2 separate regions of the Homo sapiens genome follow, and region 2 is linked to region 1. A link is a contact called in ENCODE Hi-C or POLR2A ChIA-PET data. All regions are on one chromosome and are shown on one strand. Each heading gives the region's core, a stretch centred on a gene start or an enhancer-like site at or near the end of the contact. The rest is flanking DNA. Distances are from core to core; before and after follow the strand shown. Region 1 has its middle 130 kb from the start of UBE2E2-DT. Region 2 has its middle 92 kb from the start of UBE2E2-DT.

Evidence for each region. A loop is a pair of places that touch in the nucleus more often than their neighbours do. ChIA-PET counts read pairs that join two places held with the same protein, here RNA polymerase II (POLR2A). Pooled maps may share reads with other maps.
Region 2: a loop to region 1 is called in a pooled map, with 2.0 times the contacts of the local background. The contact joins two enhancer-like sites. A Hi-C loop is called at or near these places in 2 of 168 maps with a recorded cell type or tissue (PC-3 and ovary) and 1 of 50 pooled maps. POLR2A ChIA-PET finds 5 or more read pairs at or near these places in 3 of 52 experiments (A549, Panc1 and endothelial cell of umbilical vein).

The regions. Positions count from the first base shown.
Region 1 is chr3:23,070,095-23,076,193 of GRCh38, reverse strand. No RefSeq gene overlaps it. Among named protein-coding and RNA genes, the nearest start is that of UBE2E2-DT, 130 kb to the left of the region's middle. RefSeq lists enhancers at 4,784-4,853, 4,864-4,913. Within about 2 kb of position 4,278, at least 2 of the 41 ENCODE cell types and tissues checked have a DNase peak (open chromatin) inside an H3K27ac peak, as active enhancers do.
Region 2 is chr3:23,108,135-23,114,213 of GRCh38, reverse strand. No RefSeq gene overlaps it. Among named protein-coding and RNA genes, the nearest start is that of UBE2E2-DT, 92 kb to the left of the region's middle. Within about 2 kb of position 1,558, at least 2 of the 41 ENCODE cell types and tissues checked have a DNase peak (open chromatin) inside an H3K27ac peak, as active enhancers do.

The DNA.
Region 1 (6,099 bases), core at 3,029-5,528:
AGTGCTTTTATTGGGGTCAAAAGAAATAGCAGCACATGTGCACTGACTGCATGAATATGTTAAAATAACCATCCGTATTTGTTAATGTCTAATTTTGCAGGATGTTAGGTTTGTAACTTGAACTACAAATGAATTAGGGCCTCTATCTGATGCCTTACTAAGCATATTAGGATAAGCACAATAGGTGTTGAAAAGGCTAACAGTTTAATCTTCTGGCATATTTTATTATATGTATTTTCCATGTTTTAATTGAATATCATGAGCACAGTGCTTAAGGATTAATTTTGTGCTGTTTTTTTTTTTTTGTTGTTGTTGTTGTTCACTGCTACTTTCAATTACATGTTGCAATTTGGTGGGCTAAATTACATTTGTTGCAGAATTTGGCCCTGCTGCTTTCTGTGGAATTTTCTTGTGGCTTTCTTGCCCAGGGTATTTCATCATGAAATTGTCTTATTAAGCTTTCGTGCACATGACATTGGCTATGCGCTATATACAGTACAAGTCAAATAGCTGTGGATTCTATTCTGTTCTATAAAAAGATAAGCTTCTGGCTTGGAGTCACATTCCTTCTCTTGGAATTTTGTTCTGGCTGGATTGAAATACTGTTAAAGAATAGTTTGGTGAGAAGTTGCTTGGGGGGCAAGAATTGAATGATTTCATACATAAAAGGAATGTGAGTTGAGATGGAGGGAGTAACAGGGTGGATAAGAAGTCAACTTCAAGCTGAGTGGGGAGTGGATGGAACAGATTTTAAAGATTCAAAAAGAGCAATGGTTTTAAAACAACAAATCAAGATTACTTGCCATGGCTCTACTCTATCTAAATATAAGATTTTTGGTTTTAGTTGTAAATCAATGTGATAGCAGAATATCTTACTTACAATTTTGGTTATCAGTTTATTGTTATAGAAAATCAAGAAAACATAGTCTCTAAAATTGTGAAATAATAAAGCTGGACTCTTCATTCCCAAGCATACTTCTAACGATATTCTTTCAACAGACACAGTATTTGAGTTGATCCCAATAGTTATATTCAGGGGTGAGTTTCACATGCCACAGGTGTATTCATTTCCCTTCTTTTGTAGCCCTTAAATTCTGTTTTCTTTGAAACTGTGTTTCTTTTCTTCTCAAATAAAAGAAACCAAATGTAGAGAAACAATTCTATCAAAATTCATTTCGATAAGAGAAGAATTAATTAAAGATGTGCTCATATCTGAATTGTTACAATAATATTAACTTTGCTGAAAAGCATAAATAAGCAGAGTGCTGGGACAATCACAGTAAATCATTTATCTCAAGCTAAAGTCCCTAAACTGTTTTGTAGCCTTACAGGGAGATAGAATTACATGTGGTATACTTAATAGGAAGTAAACCTTTTGTCCCGTTTATATCCCAGAAGAAACTTTATGCCAGATAAATTCTTGTAAAGTTGACATAAACTCATTCAGCATTTGGTGGCAATTGGGACAGCATCCCAAGGTTGTGTCAGTCTCCCACTGGATCAAGGCCCACTACCACACTCATGTCCAATTTGGTTTTGTGTTAAACATCTTTCAAAAGTCAGGATTAACAACTTTCACTGCTCATAAAATTAAGATGACTTTGTTAAAGTTTTATGGCCCAGAGAGGTAGGTTATCCTAGGCAGAAAATAAAGGAAATAAACTGTAGTTTAGAATTTTTTGGCCAACCAACATAAAGTATAATCTCAACAGCAAACATCATCAGAGCAGCCAATTTTGAAAATTAGAAAGAATTGGGCCAGGCGCGGTGGCTCACGCCTGTAACCCCTGCACTTTGGGAGGCCAAGGCAAGTGGATTACTTGAGGCCAGGAGTTTGAGACCAGCCTGGCCAACACAGCAAAACCCTATCTCTACTAAAAATACAAAAATTAGCCAGGCATGGTAGCACGCACCAGTAATTCCAGCTACTCGGGAGGCTGAGTCATGAGAATCGTTTGAACCTGGGAGGCAGAGGTTGCAGTGAGCTGAGATGGTGCCATTGCACTCCAGCCTGGGCAACGAAGCAAGACACTGCCTCAATAACAACAACAATAACAAAATTAGAATTCCAGGGATGATATTCATGCTAAGCTTGGAATACAGGATTTGGCTAACCTGCAACTGCATAAGCAATGGGAAGGTTGGGGTTTGAGTGTGCGGCAACATATTGTATTCATGGTTATGAATAAACTTCCAACTCCTAACATAGCCTTGATGCTTAGTAAGCCCTCTGTAAATGTTTGCATAATGTGCAAAGAGTGGAATGCTGGGATTTGTCTTAGTGGCCCTGGCAACTCATCAGGGAAAGTATGAGATGTGTAACCTGGATGTGGGGCCAGAAAGGGAACAGGTGAAAGCTGATGAGGTCATGAGAGATGGGAACATAGGGAGAACTTGCTGAGGTTTTCTGGTACATTTTGCCATTGACATTTTTTTTGCCTAGAGGTTTTTCACTTGTGCCTTTCTGGGGGGCACGTTAGAGGTGCCTCCCAGAGGAGAGGTTGATCCCGATAAAGACACATCAGAATCAAGTGGAGAAAGGAAAACCTTGAGGCTGCAAAAGGAATATAAGAAAAATTCAGTAAGTATAAGCATACTAAAAACACTGAAAAAATGCTAAGTTCATCTCTGAAGAAAATTTTTAATATGGATTCTTAAAAAGGGAATGAAAATTAAGGGCATAATTGCATTTACAGTATTTCTTACAGTTTTCATTTTTTAAGCATAAAATGACATTTGGGCCATCACAGTTAGTGTAGGATACTAATGACGATGGTATTAATGGGAGGACCAGGGAAAGGGAACTAGGTGAGAATCTTTTGTGCCAGGATTTATGATAAAGGCTTTGCACGTGTCATTCCCTCCAACTCTTACAATAAATTACTAATAATTGAGAAGCTCACAATGCTTGATAAAGTACAAGAAAACCCTTTGTTTTATCCTTAGAATAATTCCATAAGCAATGCACAATTCATGCTTATAAGTTTCAAATGCCAAAGAAGACAGAATAAGATGGAAAACTTTACCTTCAATCCTTGCTACTTTCCATAATCTCTTCCCTTTGTATATGAAATTACTGTTAACAGTTGATATGTGGCCTTCCAATTCTTTTTACTTGCATATATTTAACTTTTAAAATATGAAGAAAATTATTGAGAACAATTCATTGGAACATAAATATGAAATGATTTCATTTCTTAAAAATGACTTTCTCCCATATGTGATATTTTAAGTTTCCCTTTTTTGTTGGGTGGTGAGTAGGTTCCTTAATGAAACTTAGCCCTTTTCTATAGCTTTCCTGTTACTTTCAGTTACTATTAAAGTGGTATTATTTTTGGTATTTCACATTGTATTTATTTTGAAACTTCAGTCGTAAGTGCAATTTGGAGAGGGTCTCCCCCCAGCCTCAGTGAGGGCAGAGCTATGTGTGGCTCTAGCTACTTGGGTCCATGTGGGAGTGGGGGAAGGGAGCTTGCTTACAGCTTTTTCTTGGTGACTGTATCTGCTATTCCAGCCTTTGTGAGCTCAATGAGGATGGTGAAAGTATCAATATGCCCCATCTAAGAGAGGCTTGTTTCCATCAGCGGTGGTGGGCATAGGTATCCCTTTGTCATATTTAGACATCTCTTCCAGCCAAGGATGATATCCAGTCTCATTCTTTGATGGGGCACATCTTTTTCCTCTGCCACACCCAGCTATGGTAGTTCTAAGAAGGGTTCTTTCAGTCTCAACCGCTTGCTGAAACTACCCACCTCCAGAGCTGGCAGACATGCGGGATCCCATCTTCCATGTCTCTCAGAAATCAAGAACTCGAGGCAATTCTGACTTTCTTTCCACCTGGCACCTCCCCTATTCCTGCTTGTCGTCTCTCTCTGCTCTTTGCTATGTAGGTAGCATGGAGCAGATCATCAGGTCATCTGGATAAGCAGACATCATATAGGGATACAATGCCAGTCTTTTATTCTTGCGGTCACCCCAAATCTTTACAAGTGATTCTCTTGGAGCATCAGTGGAGATTGCCTACCTTGTTTTGGGGAAAGGGAAGCAATCCTTTCCCAATCCTCCATGGGAACCAGAGGGAATAGACTCTTGCTGTGAATTGCTATTCTAAGGCTGGTGATCTCCTCCCCTCTTAGTTCTCTTTTTACATAGACTAAAAGAGGGTCATGTGGTGGTGGGTGGTAGGACTGCTTCTGCATTTTTGTTTCCTCTTGTAAGGGCTGTGGGAGGTGGGTGGCCTCAGTGTTGGCTGCTTTGTGCACATAAAAACATGGAGTGTTTAGTGACTCTGTCTTCAGCCCTGCCCATTAGCGGAAATTCTGTACCATGAGATGAATCCAAGTTGACATCTTGTTTCATATCCTCAGTCACTAGAATGTGCTGTCATGCTGGTTGTTCTCTATTTGTCCCTCTGCTCAGGTTCTGTTCTCCATCCTTTCTGTCCTGTAATGTGCCCTGGAGAGCTGACTTCTGTGGATTATATTATCTTGGCTTCCTTCTCCTCTTGCTTCTGGTTTGTTTTGACTCATGGGAGGCACTGGTGTAAGGTTGGAGAGTAATAAGGAAATTGGGGTATTTATAACCCTGACCCTGTCCCAACTCATGTTCCTCTGTGGCTTCAGCTGCTGCCTGGTGGCCCCTCTTCCTTAGCTCCAGCTGTAACTATTCTCTCAGTTTAAGGCTGGTAAAACTTCCTGCTGGTGCTGATCCCTGTTGTATTACCATCCTGTGTGGGTTTCCTCAATCTCTTGCTGCTTCTTTGACTCTGTCCACACCTGTGAAGAGTCTCTTCATTAGAACAGTTTCAGTTAAATCCTTTGAGTGGGCCATCTGTTTCCTGCTGCGACCATGACAAATATGATCCCCCTTTCTATTACCAAAATATCTCGAGGTCTTGAATGTCATTACATATATATTTACTTACATGAGAAATGGCTGTGTAATCTAATATGAGGAAACCTCAGACACATCCAAATTAGGAGGCATTCTACAGAAATAATTGGAGTGAACTATTTATTTAAGAGATAGGGTCTCTTTCTGTCAGCCAGGCTGGAGTGCAGTGGAGTGATTGTGGCTCACTGCAGCCTCAACCTCCCAGGCTCAAGCTATCCTTCTGCCTCAGCCTCTTGAGTTGCTGAGACCACAGATGTGTGCTACCACACCCGGCAACTTTTTAAATGCTTTTATTGCAGAGACAGGGTCTCACCATGTTGCCCAGGCTGGTCTTGAACTCCTGGGCTCAAGCAATCCTCCCTCCTAGGCTTCCCAAAATGCTGGAATCATAGGCATGAGCCATTGTGCCCAGTTGCCTGTACTGCTTAAAAATGTCAAGGTCTCTGGGTGTGGTGGCGCAGGCCTGTAGTCCTGGTTTCTTGGGAGGCTGTGGTGGGAGGATCACTTGAGCCAAGGAGTTCGAGGCTGCAGTGAGATATGATCATACCACTGCACTCCAGCCTGGGGGATAGAGTAAGATCCTGGGTTAAAAAAAAAAAAAGTCAGTCATGAAAGACAATGGTGTCATGACCGCTGCAAAGTTAGAGATAACTGGGTTTATGCATGTTTGTGTCTTTCCATAAGGTCAGGCTTTTATTAATGCTATTTCAATCACAAGAGTCACAAACCGGCTGGGGGCGGTGGCTCACGCCTGTAATCCCAGCACCTTGGGAGGCCGAGACGGGCAGATCACAAGGTCAGGAGATCGAGACCATCCTGGCTAACACGGTGAAACCCCATCTCTACTAAAAATACAAAAAATTAGCTGGGCATGGTGGCAGGCACCTGTAGTCCCAGCTACTTGGGAGGCTGAGGCAGGAGAATGGTGTGAACCCAGGAGGCGCAGCTTGCTGTGAGCCGAGATAGCAACACTGCACTCCAGCCTGGGGGACAGAGTGAGACTCATCTCAAAAAAAAAAAAGAAAAAAAAAAGAAAAAAAGAGTCACAAACCACACAGAATTCCCAAGGAGGCAATTCTCCTTAGCACTTCCTGTTCACCCAGTAGTCAGAGCCACATGCACACAGGCTCAAGCCACTCCACAAGTCAGTCAATATTGCAAACCATACATAATAGTATACTTAATATATAAATGTTATGGATTAAA
Region 2 (6,079 bases), core at 309-2,808, 41 kb before region 1:
GAGAGTTAACTACAAGGCTGTAAGTATCCCTGACAGGTTGTTCTTGCACGGGCTTGGCTTTTCTTGTATGAAGATTAAGAATCTTGTCACAGCTGGTAAAAAATGAAGTACACGTAAAACCACTGAGCATACATAACTCACAAAAGGCACTTCCCTAAAAGTCAGAATTCAGATGAGCAGAGTAGATTATATAAAGGAAAGGATGACTATGAAGTGATGAACAGGTATTTCATCATCTTGGGTGTAGTGATGACATAGCCTTTTGTGGCTGTTTGTGTTGGAGGAGTGTCTTCTAACCCATGTAAAACTTTCATGATTAATCCAAGGATTTCATGTTTATAACTTCATTTAGTCAGATCCAGGCTAGTAGTCCCATTTTTTGGTATTTGTCCTGAAGATGAGCTTTTTTTCTTTTTTTGCCATGAATCTAATTTTTCTTTTCTACCATCCTTAGTGCAATGGTTAGAAAACTCTTTTTGCTCTCCTTCCAGATTCTTTGCTTAAACTGGACTTGTGCCCAAAGCAGCAGGAGATGCTGTCCCATAAAGCCAGAACATTTTATAAGTACTGGCAGTGACGGTTTATTACTTCATTCCGAAAACAACACAGAGAGCCCACTAAAGGAGGTCCGGGGGAGAAGGGGAGCCATGGAACAGTGCATCTGGGAGAAGTGCTGACCGCCAGGCTACCGAGTCAGTTGGGCTGTGTTGCTTTTGCGGCTTCATGCCTCGGGTGGTGATGAGCATAAAGGCCAGTGGGAATTTGACTGTTACAAGTTGTGATAAGAAAGCAACTAGTTAGGAGATTCACCTGCCAACCAGGCAAGACTGGGGCTGGTCAGGCAGACTCTATGATTTGAATTTATTAATTTATTAATAGATAGATGATTCTGGTAGTCTTAAACAGTAATCAATGTGGCTGAGAAAGTCTTTTAATTTTGAGAGAGTAAATATATATATATATATATATATATATATATATATATATGCCTGAACAAACCAGATAGATCTTTGTTTTTGCCATCCAGAATCAGCCATTATTAAGAGTTTGTCATATTTGTTTCTAGTCCTTCCATAAATGAAAGAGAGCCAGCATTAAAGATCAAGTTGAAGCTTTCTGTTTCTCATCCCTTGTTCTTTTTCCTCTCTCACCCAAAGTAACCACTATAATTAATTTTGTGGGTGTTTCAGTCAGGATCCTGGTGGGGAGCAGATGTCACACTTGAGGTGAATAATTTGGAGGAGTATTCATTAAAAATGCCATTTACACAGGTGTGGGCAGAATGTAGGGAAATCGCAGTGGGTATCCGAGTGCTAATACCCCTAGGCCTAAACGGGAGAAGGGAGAGAAGAGTTACTGGATTCCAGAGGAGACAATGGCACAGAGTGGGCAGTCTTCACAGGATCTGTGTCCTTTGGTTGAGGGACACAACCTGCCTCAGGCTGCACTGCAGGGAGGGAGCTGGCAAATCAACACCCCAGTCTCATTCTCCTCTGTCCTTTAGTCTCCTGGCCCTGCCCCTACTGGCCACACCCAACCAGGAGCCAGAAGGCAGCTGACATAGTCCATACAGGCCTGGGCAAGGAGGAAGTTGGGAAATGGACCCAGAGGGGACAAGTGTAAGACATCCAGCACAGCCAGCATCCTGAAACTATAGCAGACAGTATGTAGCAGAGTCAACAAACTTTTTCTGTAAAAGGCACAATAATACATATTTTAGTTTTTGTGAATGACATACAGTCTCTGTCCTATATTCTTCTTTTTCAATTTTTACAAACCTTTAAAAATGTGAAAACTGATCTTAGTTTATGAGCTGTAAAAAACAAGACATGGGCTTGATATACCCGGGGGGTGCAGTTTGCTGATTCCCTAACATATATGATATCAGTTTTGTGTATTTTTAAAATGTTTACATGATGTATACTATATTTTATTTCTTTTCTAATGCTATGTAGCAAATTATTTCAAACTTAGTGGCTTATAAGAACACTCATTTATTATATCACACAGTTCCATAGATCAAAATTCCAGGTGGGCTCATAAATGATTATTTAGATAGGAGCAATTAAAGTCTTGGTTAGCGTGTTATACTAACTTGGCTTTAGTGGTGAAAATCTAGTAGAGGTATTTTTATCCATGGGACTTCCCAATAGTCCTCAGATTATGTCCAGTGATGTCAACGACTGAGCCCGGCCACATAGCTGAATCTAGCCATTGTCATGAGTGAAGATATTGCAGCAATATGAAAAAGGATATCCACTAATCATATGAGTACCACTCACTGACACTGAACCAGTATAATGTGATTCTTGCCCTGGGTGACTTACAGCCAGTGATAGTAAAGAACTTTTTCTCTGAGCTGAAGATGACTGAAATAGATGATAACAGAGAAGCAGGAAGGGGAATGTTTGCTCCTTGTTTAAGACAGCAGGGGACCTGTAAAGCGGTGAGGACACACTAACTGAAACTGGATTAAACAGAAAGGACATTTTAATCTCATGAAGTTCCGAGGTAGGGTGGGCTTCAGGGTAGGTTGATTCAACAGCTTGACCATGTCATCAAAGACCCAAGTTCTTTCCATCTCTTCAGTCTGCCATCCTCAGTATTCCTTAGCCTTCAGCAATATGTCTGGAGTAGTTCCAGTCATCATGTTCAGCCAGAAAAGACTTCAGTCATAAGGGACTGCCTCTCTTTTACGACAAAACAAACTTTCTCCAGAACACGCCTTCCCCCAGCAGAATTCTTTTCATATCTTGTTGGTGAGAGTTGAGTTGTATGCCAATTTCAGAACCAACTAATGGTAGAGAAAGTGCTATCACCGTTGCACCAATAAGGTTCATTTATAGAATTCGGCACATGGCTGCTTGGGCGAAAGGGTGAGCATCTGAACAAAATGAGGGACGTGTTAGAGAAAAACTAGGGCTGGAGAAATAAGGTGGAAAGAGTGGCAGCTGGGGAGACAAAGAACAGTTCCCATTGTATCCTGACAGTTCATATCCTTTCAAATATATTAAAAGATAGCCATAGCCCACATTACATATAATTTTTGCATAACTGTAGAAGCTGATGTGCAGTCATGTAGGTAATCTAACTTTATGCTTCAAAGGCATTTAATTAATCATTTTTTACTTTGATTTTACAGGTTTCTTTTCATATTTTGGAGTCAATAAATCTTTCATCAGATCTCAAACATTTAAAAGACCCTTGCAAAGCTGGTAGACCGTGCACCCTATGCCTGTGGGAATCTACTTTCTAGCTGAAGGTAGAATAATGAGGCCAGGACTCCTGTCATTTGTAGGTGAAATATATCATTATCTATCCATTATATGATTTCAAGTTCATGGAGAAGGGCCATTTTCTTGCCCAGAGGAGCAAACCTTTTTTTTTTTCTTTCTTTTCTTTCTTCTTTTTTTTTTTTTTTTGAGATGGAGTCTTGCTCTGTTGGCAGGCTGGGGTGCAGTGGCGCGATCTCGGCTCACTGCAACCTCTGCCTCCTGGGTTCAAGCGATTCTCGTGCCTCAGCCTCCTGAGTAGCTGAGATTACAGGCACGTGCCACCACACACAGCTAATTTTTGTATTTTTAGTAGAGATGCGATTTCATCATGTTGGGCAGGATGGTCTCGATCTCCTGACCTCATGATCCGCCCACCTCGGCCTCCCAAAGTGCTGGGATTACAGGTGTGAGCCACCACGCCTGGCCAAGACTAAACCTTTTTATCACAAAATTCATGATAAAGCTCAAAATGCAAAATTTTTGAGGTAATACTTCAAGTTTCATTAAAACCATATCAGCAGCTTTTAAAAGTGGGATGAGAGCAAAAGCAACAGACACCACAGATGTAAGCAAAAAGAGCCTGGGACACTAAGAACCAAATTCTCTTGAGCTGCTACTCTCTAGTGGCAGACCTTACATCAAATACATTGTATTCATTAATTCCACAAATATATATTGAGGACTGCTATGTGGCAGCGTACTTGAAAGACATAGTGAAGGATTTTTTAAAGAAAACATGTAGTCAAAAGTTATTTTGTCTAAGGAGGCTGCCATTTTAGAAGGGAAGCATGAAAGTGGGGGTATATATGTATGAATTTATAGTAATGGATTTAAAATATCAGGGTATTACTTAGATTACTTAACGTCCAAGTCAAATTCAAGTGTTTTTTTTTTTTTTTTTTTTAAATAGCTATGGGGATCTTGCTGTGTTGTTCAGACTGGTCTCAAACTCTTGGTCTCAAGGGAGCCTCCCACTTCAGCCTCCCAAAGTGCTGGTATTACAGGTGTGAGCCACTGTGCCCAGCCTAAATCCAAGCTTTTTGATATACATTTCTGTTTAGTAAATAGGTCTTGCTTTCGGCTCTTAACACCTTCTACTTTGTACAATCAATACTTTTAGACCTACCTATCTCTCCCTCACTAATACAGTAACTCTTTGAGGGCAAGGAATAGGCTTTTCTTTTCTTGTCTTTTTAATTGTTTTGAGACAGGGTCTCATTCTGTCACCCAGGCTGGAGTGCAGTGGTACAATCACAGCTCACTACAGCCTCGACTTCCTGGGCTCAGGTGATTCTCCCACCTCAGTCTCCCATGTAACTGGGACTACAAGCGTGCACCACCACACCCAGCTAGTTTTTTGTATTTTCTGTAGAGATGTGGTTTTGTCATGTTGCCCAGGCTGGTCTTGAACTCCTGGGCTCAAGCAATCCACCCACTTTGGCCTCCCAAAATGCTGGGATTACAAGGCGTGAGCCACCATGTCTGGCCAGGGCTATGCTTTTCATATTTTTGATCTCCATAGTGCCTAGAGAAGTACACTGCACAGATATATCATTAAGCCTATGTTAAGTGCACATAAACTAACATGATACCTGGCTCTGAAAACAAGCCCAAACAAACAAAAAAAACCTTAACACTGTTTATTGCTCCCTCTGTACAGATTTCTTAGGAAACTGAATTGAGATTAAAGAGCACTTGTCTTTATTTTTAACTCTCTAGCTGTTATTGTTTGAACATGTTGGTCCTCTCCCGGAGCAGAGCTTTTGAGATCCATAAGGTGAAATTTGTTGTTGAGTGTAAAGAACAACCACATGTCATGGAGCAAGAAGTTTAAGTGGAAGAACATCTTCACTCTAAGCTGTGCATGCTTCAGGTTGCTCCTCCCTGTTCTTTTCTCTAGGCTTTGTATGTAAAACTTGTTACAGCAGTTTGTTACACTGAGCTAGAATCAATTTACAGCAGATTTTACATATTTATTTAAAAATGGCCTGTAATGTATTTTAGAGTCAGTATTGATTCCACTTGTCTTTGTGATTGCATCTGTGACTGGTGTTTTTGTTATGTTGCAATTGCAAGGTGAAGTAATAAGTGCTGAGATTCAATCAGTGCCTACTCTTTTTAGGTCGCAATTGCTTGATAATAATTCGATTGTATCTCTGCCTGATGTTTTAATACTCCTATCTTCCAGATTGCTCTTGCTAGGGAGGTATTTACCCCAGTAGGTTGTTATACCCTAATAAGAATAAACAAAGCAGGAAACATGTGGTTGCACACACTTCTTTGTGTTTGTCTGGGCTAACACTGTGGCTTAGGCTGACTTTTACAGATAACATATGCTCTAGTTATCTACTGCTGCATAAGCACTCCCAAAATTTAGTGGCGTAAAACAACAGCCACTTTATTATATTCATGGATATTATGGGTCAGGGGTTTATACAGGGCAGAGAAAGGATTGCTTGTCTCTGCTTTATGGGATTGAGACCTCTGCTAGGAAGACTCAAACAATAGGGGTGTGGGGGGTGATGTTAATAGCTGAGCGCTAGAATCATCTAGAGGCTTCTTCAATCATGTGTCTGGTTTTTAGGCTGGGATGACCTGAAAACCAGGCTCCACTGGAACTGTCCACTGGAGTGCCTGGCATGTGGCCTCCTTCTGTGGCTTGGGCTTCCTCATAGCATGGTGGGTTAGGATAGTTGCACTTTTTATATTTGGGCTCCAAGAGTGAGTGTTCCAATGAACAAGGTGGCAGCTGCAGGATTCTTTCTGACCTAGTCTCAGAAATCATGCAACATCACTTTTGTTGC